Linked DNA regions of Homo sapiens: region 1 is linked to region 2. The links are chromatin contacts, found by Hi-C or POLR2A ChIA-PET in ENCODE. All regions are on one chromosome and are shown on one strand. The core of a region is the stretch at or near the end of the contact, and the rest is flanking DNA. Distances in the headings are between cores, read along the strand shown.

Region 1 (4,275 bases), core at 1,660-4,159, 57 kb after region 2:
TTTGAAAACATTTGTTCATGTTTGTGTAAGCCCAGAAACAGTCTGGAAGGAAAGGCACTAAACTTTTATCGGAGCTGATCCAAGAAGTTGCCAGGAGTCATGGTGAGGGCAGGGGCTTCCTTTCATATTTTATACCCCCAAATATAATTTTTGTTGTACTTACTTCATATTTTGTATACAAAAACAGTGATTTCATTATGGATACTTAATTTTTATCTTCTGATATTGTAAATAGAATATAAAAAATGCTTTAAAAAGAAACTGGAAAATGTGGGGAGGTATTCAATTAAAGACAGAATTAGATTAATGGAAAATGTTTGGGTCCATTTAAAAGTCGAAGGAAAAAGTAGACTTTGTTGACTAAATTCAAAAAATGTTAATATTTTGAAGGGAAAAATGGGATGGAGAACATGGGGAGATTTTTATTGTGGAAATCGTCAAACCTTCCACTTTGGAGGAGAAGTTTTCACAGCCAAGTAGCAGAGCACTGTGTCTTCTTTGATAGCATTAATTACATCCTTTGGGGTCCACAGCTATCTAGAATTGAGACCAGCAGCTAGTAGGAGTTTACCTATATGGAATGAGGTGTCCCCGAGAGAGCTTGTGAGTGGGCTGTCCAATCTTGCTCCCTCTCTCTGGCAATTTGGCCTTGGGGAGGGGAGGGGAAATAGGCTTCCGCTGGTGGGAGCAAGTGGGGAGCACTACTTACCGAGGGCTGTGGAAAATGGTCAAGCTGCCAAACCAAGTGACCAAACAGCCAAGGTAGGCACAAGTGGCAGGATGAACAAGAGGCAGCTCAGGACCCTGAAGCAGGCCCGAAGCTGGTGAGCTATGGTCTTCAGTCATAGGTGGAAGTGTGTCTTGGATGGTGAAGACTTTTTGTTTTTTTTGAGATGGAGTCTTGCTCTGTCGCCCAGGCTGGAGTGTAGTGGCACAATCTTGGCTCTCTGCAACCTCTGCCTCCTAGGTTCAAGTGATTCTCCTCCCTCAGCCTCCCGAGTAGCTGGGACTAGAGGTGCATGCCACCACGCCTGGCTAATTTTTGTATTTTTAGTAGAGACAGAATTTCACCATGTTGGCCAGGCTGGTCTCAAATTCCTGGCCTCAAGTAATTTGCCCACCTGGGCCTCCTGAAGTGCTGTGATTACAGGTGTGAGCCACCACGCCCTGCCAGTGAAGACTTCTTGAGAGGAATGGACATCCTTTCTACTTCCCAGGGCGTCCCCTGAGACCCAGAGGCCCATGTTTTAAGGAAATAAAGACATAAGTCTGGTGGACTCTATTGAAGATTCACCCATCCATCTATCTGTAAGCAGACAGGGAGGATCTCCAGGGACTATAGGAATTTAATCAACTTGAGCAATCAGCCTGTTTTACAGCATCTTGTCTTGAAGCCTGTTTTGTCCCAAACCCTATGTGGAATGTGGTCACCCAGTTGGTTGACACCAGCTCCTGACAGACCCTGGCAAATTATAAATGAACCTGAGTGAACTTTCCTCATTACTATGCTAGAGTCCACCCCCCCACCAACCCCCTCAGGGGAGCTATAGCCTCATTACCATAACATGTGACCTATGTGCTGGTGTGATGACTCATTGCATCTGCACCACTGGTGGGACCCTTCCTCTACATGCGCTGACACTTCCTCTCTACTCTCCATTGCCCCGTAAAACCCTCCTGTCACTTTCCCTCAGGGAGACACTGCCTTGGAGAACACACCAGTGCTCTTCTTTTTTGTGACAAATAATAAAATGCTTATTGAGAAAAAACCTGTGTTCTCGTGGAGAGTTGTTACTTGCCAGGCAAATGAACCCCATTTTTTTCAGGTAATATAGTCAATCATGAATTTAGCAGTACCAGACCATAAACAAACTCTAACTACACCAACATCATTAATTCAAATTAGCTTTGGGGGAATGCTTGCGAAGAAAAGCATTTTCATGAATTTCCAATATGTAGGGTGATGAAAATGAAGCTAGAAGCACGTTACCAACTAGAGGTTCTTTGAGGGTCAGCTTTTAAGGAAAGATGACAATAATTTGTAAGTAGTATAAAAATGTTTACATGTAAATGGATGCTGCTATGGTTCTTACAATATGTTTCTTCAAGTAAGGTAAAAAATTTGGGCTGAGATTTTGTTTATTGTCCTCATTTACTTAGCAAACTTTTCTTCACAGATAGCATGAAGGTAACCTTCATCTCAGACAATGTCTGAAATCGCATATATTTTAAAATAATAGATTTCCTTTTCATAAGAATTGTTTCTATTAACCCTAGCCCAATAAGAAGAAAGGTATAGCAGTAGGAAGAAAAAAAAAATAATGCTTATTCTGGTATACGTAAAAATCATAATCTAAGTTGTCTGATGTTTCAAATTCTTTCAATTTGTCTTTACCACAGTGGATAAGTCAAAGTTAAGATCTAGAAGTCACTAGAATAAAATTATAAAGTTGAAAACATGACAGTACAGTTGCAAGGCTTCACTCCAGAAGCTTCATTTGAGTTACCGAGGGCAGTGGTGGTGGGAATCGTGTTCAGAAGGACATCCTTAAAGTTTCAGATCTTGCTGAAATAAAAATACCAGGCAGAGCTGGTTAACGGGTTAGCGTTCATCCCAGTGGCTCAAGTTCACCCTGATGATTAATTACAGTCTTGTTCGCCTGGTGTTAATAAGGCTTCCAAGAAGCCAGGCCCCTCCTCCCCACCAACCTCTGAAATTATTCTTCATTTTCAAGCACTGTGATAATCAACCAGAAAAAAATAATAGCGGCTCTGGAGACCTGCCCCAACCGGCTCTCTTGCTTGTTCTCTTTGAATCTTTTCTCTGGCCTCTTTACCTCACATGCTTCCCCTATGTGCAGTTTCTCTTTAGGCTGTAGAACACACACACACACACACACAAACACACACACACACACACACACACACACACACTCTCTCACGTAAACCCCTTCTTAGACTCCCTGAGAGCTTAGCAGAAAACAAGTCCTTGCTTGTGGGGAGCTTAGGAAGGCCAGCCCAGGAAAGCAAGGCTCCGGTGGCTGCTCGCCACGGGCTTTCTCTTTCGTATCCTGCCAGATGGTTTCCAACCCCCTTTCAGTTCCAGAACGGCCTAAAGCCCAGGGCGGGCAGGCTGCCTCCCCGGAGTGACATCTGTGTTTCTAGGAAGGCAGTCTTCTGGTTCTCTAAGACACTCTCTACTCTTCCTGCTTTGGCCTAAAAGCCTGCACTGGGGGAACCTTGCCTTTAGCTGAGGTGATAATCCTCTTTAAAATGCAAATCCCCCTGGGAGAGGGGACAAGTTGTAGCTCATACATCCTTTGCACTAGACAGGGAGCGAATTTCTGTAACCTGGGAGAGTACCAATTCACTTGGATCCTGTGGGCCCATAATATGGAGGGACTAAACTCTTAGCACAGGGTTGATAGGAATTCCAGTGATGATTGATGAAATGAATTGAGGTGCCCTGGAGAGAGGCCATGCAGGGTAGATCTGAGACTGTTCTAATACTCCTATGGTGGCTCTGGTCTGCCTAACTATTGTAGTATAGTAGCTGTTTTTACTAGACTGTCTTCCTACAGAATAGTAGGCAGAGATTGTGTTTGTCATGACTGTATTCTCAGTGCTGAGCGTGGTGTGTCTCAAACACAGTAGGCCCTTAAAGACTGTTTGAAGAACAAATGAAGGAATGAATGGTATGTCGGGTGAAGCCTCCTTCATCAAGAACAAATTCTAACAACTTCTCAGCATGTTTATCAAACCTGGCCACTCTGGAACAGTGACATTGGCTGTCACCTATGTCCAAACTTGCAGGGATTTCTGAATCTGCCTTTGCACAATAGGCACTGGGGCTCTTCACATCCCTCTGGGGGCTGTGCCAGGGCAGCTGCTTTCCCACCCAGCTCACTCCCCAGTTGAGTCTCTGCTTTTTTTTTTTTTTCCAAACCTTTCCACCTGGCTCAGAGCCAAGGAGGCCTCTAAGTCACACTCAGAATTTCCATGACAGTAAATAGACTAAACGAAGGCCTTTCCAGCCCCTGAAAGAGGCCTCTTCCAATTCCGCCCTGTCTGGCAGCATTTTTGTTCCCCCCATTTTGATACAGGCCTGTGGAAGGTCAATGACTCCTTTAAAAATAAGGAAAACATGGACAAGCGCCCAGTTCCTAACCTGCTGACAGTGCAGTTCTCTGCAGCCAGCCCACAGTTCTCTGCTGAAGCCTTCACAGTGATTTTTCACAAAGGTCTGCAATCTATTATGCTACAGTTGACTGCCAC
Region 2 (4,376 bases), core at 1,187-3,686:
GATTCAGACAAAGCTAGTAAGAGACAGGAGTCAAAACAGGTTTCCATCAGTGGCTCATTGCTCTCAGTGAGAGTGAAAGCTGTGGATTTGAACAAGATAACAATTCCAAAGTCTGAAGCATGGGGAAGGAATTTGAAATGCTTGTGTCTGATGAAGATGTGCTATGTGGCCTTGGGGAATATCACTCAACGTCTGGATGTCTTCATCAATCAACAGAAAAGGTCAACAGATACCTGCTTCCCCACAGTGCTGAGAATTTACTTAAAGTTCTGATGGCAGTGAAAAGTACTGAAAGACTCCCTAATACATGAACTCCTAAGTCAGACTTTCATCAGAATGTGAAGGGAGAGAGCCAGTTTGGGAAAGGTGAGACTACTTGATTACCTTGAATTTTAGGGATGGGGCAGTTGGGATTAATTGCATATTCTGGTTAACTGAGGATCAGCCATAAAACCTCTTTTACTTCTCTTATTGTCATTCAAAATGTTTCTGAGATATATAAATGGAGTTTTGTACTAATGAAGAATAATGTGAGCAATTGAGATTCTGGATTTATGAAGATTGATGTTTAGATCCTACCTTGATCATGTAGAAGGTATTAAGCAATTGATTTAGCCTCTGTGAGCTTGAGTAAATCCAGGGTGATAATTGTCATGCAAATTGGTTATGAAAGTTAGAGTAATTAAATTTCCAACTGAATATAAAGTCTTAAAAATGGTGCATGGCACATAATAGATAATAGATAACTCCAAATGTCTTAGGTTGGGTTCTTAAGACACAGAGCCTGAGACAGGGATTTTTATGTGAGTGATTTATTGAGAGAGTGCTCTCAGAAAAACTTGTCAGGGAGGGAATGAGAGAAGCAGAATGAGGAGGGACCAAATAAAGATGTGCACTCCCTTTGATCCCTTGAGGAACTCTAGATGGCAAATGACATTGCAAAACTTTCCCACACTGAGAGGTACTGTGGGCGAGTGGTGTGGAGGCAACATTTTGGAGCCCTTTATCAACCAGTCATTGGCTACTGGCCACCTCTGGAGATAATGTGCAACCTCCCATGCCTTTCTGGGAAAGATGTTTCCAGCCACTGAGAGCAATTCTCCGGAGTAGTGGGCAGCTCTGAGCTGTTAGCAGACAACCCTTATAGCAGCTGGGGGCTGAGGGCATTGGTCTGGTGAAGGATATGGGCAGGGCAGTGTCTTCTATACTAAAGACAGCTGGATGCTTAATGAGGACAGAGGCTATAGCTCATGTGTTTTTATATTTCCTATTCATTCGTCATTCAATCATTCATTCAGCAATTATTTATTGTGTGCCACCTCTATTCCAGTCATTCTTTAGGCACACGGGCTACATCACTGGATGAAACAAAGATCACTTCCACATGGAACTCACATTTCAGTAGGTTCAGTAGGAGAGAAATCATAAGCAAATAGGTATATAAATAATTACATATCATACTATGTAATGATAAGTACTATGGTAAATGGATAAAAGGATTGTCTTTTCATCACTAAAAATGTGCACCATCTCAAGACTTGATTCCTAAACTCTGGTCTCCCTGTGGAGTGCTGTAGATGTTTGTCGTATAGAATAACATAGGCATGGATTTTTATTTTATTTTATTTTGTAGTGGAAGAAATCTTAGAGATTAAGTTCAAGGTTTGCTTGAATTTGCACTGATCTCAATATATTCTTTAATTTGTTTTTTGCCTATAGGTTTGATGGGGTCTAATTTTTCGATTTCTTTTTATTTCCTCCAAAATTGGAGTTTTGACACTTTTCAATTCATTATGCTTTCTGGCATTTTGAATTCATTCATTTATTCACTCATTTTGTAAAGAGAATTTAGTGTCTACTATATGCAAAACACCGATAAAGTTTGTAAAGGGTAAGACAAAAATCTCTGCCCTTAGGAGCTTATGATATACTAGGAAACGTAAGTTGGGTATACTAATAGCTCTACTATAAGGAAGAAAACACTGGAATCAAGAGACCTACATATGAAGCCCTATGGAATAGTGAGAGATTACTTGTGGCCAGCAAGGTTCAGAGAAGCCATATGGAGGAGATTTCCCCTGGGGCTCAAAGCCTGGCTGACATATAGATACTTGGACATGAAGGTAACAGGCCTTTGGAGCAGAGAGAACCTATAACCAAGAAATAGAGGCAACAAAAGGCTAAATGCATTTGCAAGATAATGAATAGCTCTGGCTGGGTCTCACTCCTGAGGCAAAATAGTGGGTTAAAAAGATAAATGTATGACTCAAAAGAGAAGAATTTGAACGTGTTCTAGTCAAAGATTTTTTTTTTTTTTTTGGTAGGAAGAAACAGAAACCCACTTGAGTTAACACATTTAAAAGGATTTAGTAAAATAAAATAGAGAGATTGCACAAAATTCAAGATGGGGAAAGTACAACTAGGCTCATTGAACCTTGTAGGAAATTAGGAAGTTTCAAAAGCTCTCTGTGTCTCCTGTGAGATGTTTTGTCTCTAGTTCTTGTCTTCACTTCTCCTTATTTGTCTGTTTCACCCTTCTCTTTCCCTTACTGGTTTCCTGTATTTACTTATTTTTCTGATACAGATACTCGTTTCTAATGTCTGGCGATGAGCAAAGGCAATAATTTCCAGGTCTTGTGGTACAAAGTTTCTGGGAGATACCTGAGCCAAGTCACCTGGCACTGGAAGGCAGGCATCGGGAACTTGCTGCCCACTCAGCAGATTCTGGGCTTGGTGCCTTTGGAGGGGAATTCTGGCAGGGCAGGCAGGACTGGGGACTTGTCATGCAGATGGCCTGGCTGAGTAGCTCCAGGGAAGTGGAGAGCCTAGGAAACTTTCTGAGTAGGAGTTTCCAGTTCACTTATTATTCGTAGTATTACTTTTTGCTATTTTTGCTTTGTTTCTCAGTTTTATGAACCGCTAGCAACATTGGTTCCCTCTAGAATTGTGTTAACTGTGCAAATGTGAACATCTGAAAACAATGAGTAGATGGCACCAAGGTCTCTCAGAGGCGCAATTACGTTAGATGCCCCTGATCTGGGAGTGTATATGACAGCCCCTCACTAGACTCACTACCTTCTGTTGAAAGTTCATGTCTTAAGAATTTATCTCCCTGTAAGATTGAGGGTTCTTTAAAGGCAGGGACCACATCTTAGCACCTAACATAGTGCCTGGCATGTAATAGAACCTCAATAAATGCTGGCTTCTGTTTTTTTCTGAGGACTGTATCTCTCCCAATGTACTTATACTGTATGTTAAATACATGAATCTGTACATACATTAGGAATGAAGTGCTGGTGCTCACACATGGATAAATTAGAAAATGATCAAACAATGATTCTCTGCTTGGGCTCTTTCCCTAAGAAAACAATGAGGAAAAAAATGAAAGAGGCTCTGAGAAGATTTTGGACATTGAAATCAGCAGCTTTGTATTTGAACTCCAACTTGCCATTTACTGGTCAGTTGGAAAGAGCTGGGTCAAGTTACTTAAAACATCTTAGATTCTGTTTTCTCATTTTTAAAGTGGGCATAATATGTATTATTATTTATGTACAGGCAAGTTTGTGTGAGATCAAGCACAGTGTCTAATAGGTAAGAGTTTCAATATTTATAGTTCTTGTCATTATCCTTGTTGGTCTCAGGATTTTGTGCCATTAAAAAAAAACAGTGATATAATTTTCTTATAAAACAAAATTCTGAGAAAGATGGGAGTGGGCTAGGCATTATAACATCATAATTAAGAGCAAATTTTGTTTCAAAATTGTGTCTCTAGCAAGTTAGGCCTCAATTTTCTTCTCTGTAAAATGGGGATAGTAACAACACCTGCCTTTATAAGCTTGGAGAGAATTTAACTAAAGAATGCCTGTATAGTACTTAGCAGCGTGGTGCCTGGTCCATAGAAAGTTCTCAATAAACAGTTATTATTAATAGTAGTCTCTCTCTTTCTCTCTCATATCCACACACCACTACCACTAAATCTATCAAATACCTTGTCTTTGCTTCAGCTGATTTTTATTCCATATGGACCAGTATGGTTCCACAGTGATTAATAAACAATACAGGGCAGGTGGAGAGAGAGACAGAAAGAGAGAAGTGTTTGTGTATGCATATAAGGGAGAAACATCTAAGGCTATTTCAAGATTCAAAATAACTGTTCCAGAGACCCTGGGCAAAAGCAGTGAAAAATCAAAGCAGCTAAATCCCCCCTCAATCCCAAACCAAGTGTTTACTCCTTAGCAAAACAAAGCTGCTGAAAGAGAATCAGCAGAACAAAAGCAGAGACTTGGAAAGTAACTTTGAGAGATATTGCAGAGAATTGTAAAGAAACTGTCCTTTCTAATCCCAGAGTTGCTGAAACTACAGAAAAGCTAGTAGAA

What was found. A loop is a pair of places that touch in the nucleus more often than their neighbours do. ChIA-PET counts read pairs that join two places held with the same protein, here RNA polymerase II (POLR2A). Pooled maps may share reads with other maps.
Region 1: a map of Caco-2 shows a loop between it and region 2 (2.1-fold over the local background). The contact joins two enhancer-like sites. A Hi-C loop is called at or near these places in 3 of 168 maps with a recorded cell type or tissue (B cell, Caco-2 and sigmoid colon), 14 of 37 single-sample maps with no recorded cell type and 11 of 50 pooled maps. POLR2A ChIA-PET finds 5 or more read pairs at or near these places in 7 of 52 experiments (MCF 10A, OCI-LY7, activated B cell and 3 more).

What each region holds. Positions count from the first base shown.
Region 1 is chr11:95,334,607-95,338,881 of GRCh38, forward strand. No RefSeq gene overlaps it. Among named protein-coding and RNA genes, the nearest start is that of SESN3, 110 kb to the left of the region's middle. RefSeq lists enhancers at 1,996-4,275, 3,157-3,884. Within about 2 kb of position 2,910, at least 31 of the 41 ENCODE cell types and tissues checked have a DNase peak (open chromatin) inside an H3K27ac peak, as active enhancers do; they include B cell, where a contact is called at or near this core.
Region 2 is chr11:95,277,920-95,282,295 of GRCh38, forward strand. No RefSeq gene overlaps it. Among named protein-coding and RNA genes, the nearest start is that of SESN3, 49 kb to the left of the region's middle. RefSeq lists a silencer at 2,606-2,900. Within about 2 kb of position 2,437, at least 8 of the 41 ENCODE cell types and tissues checked have a DNase peak (open chromatin) inside an H3K27ac peak, as active enhancers do; they include B cell, where a contact is called at or near this core.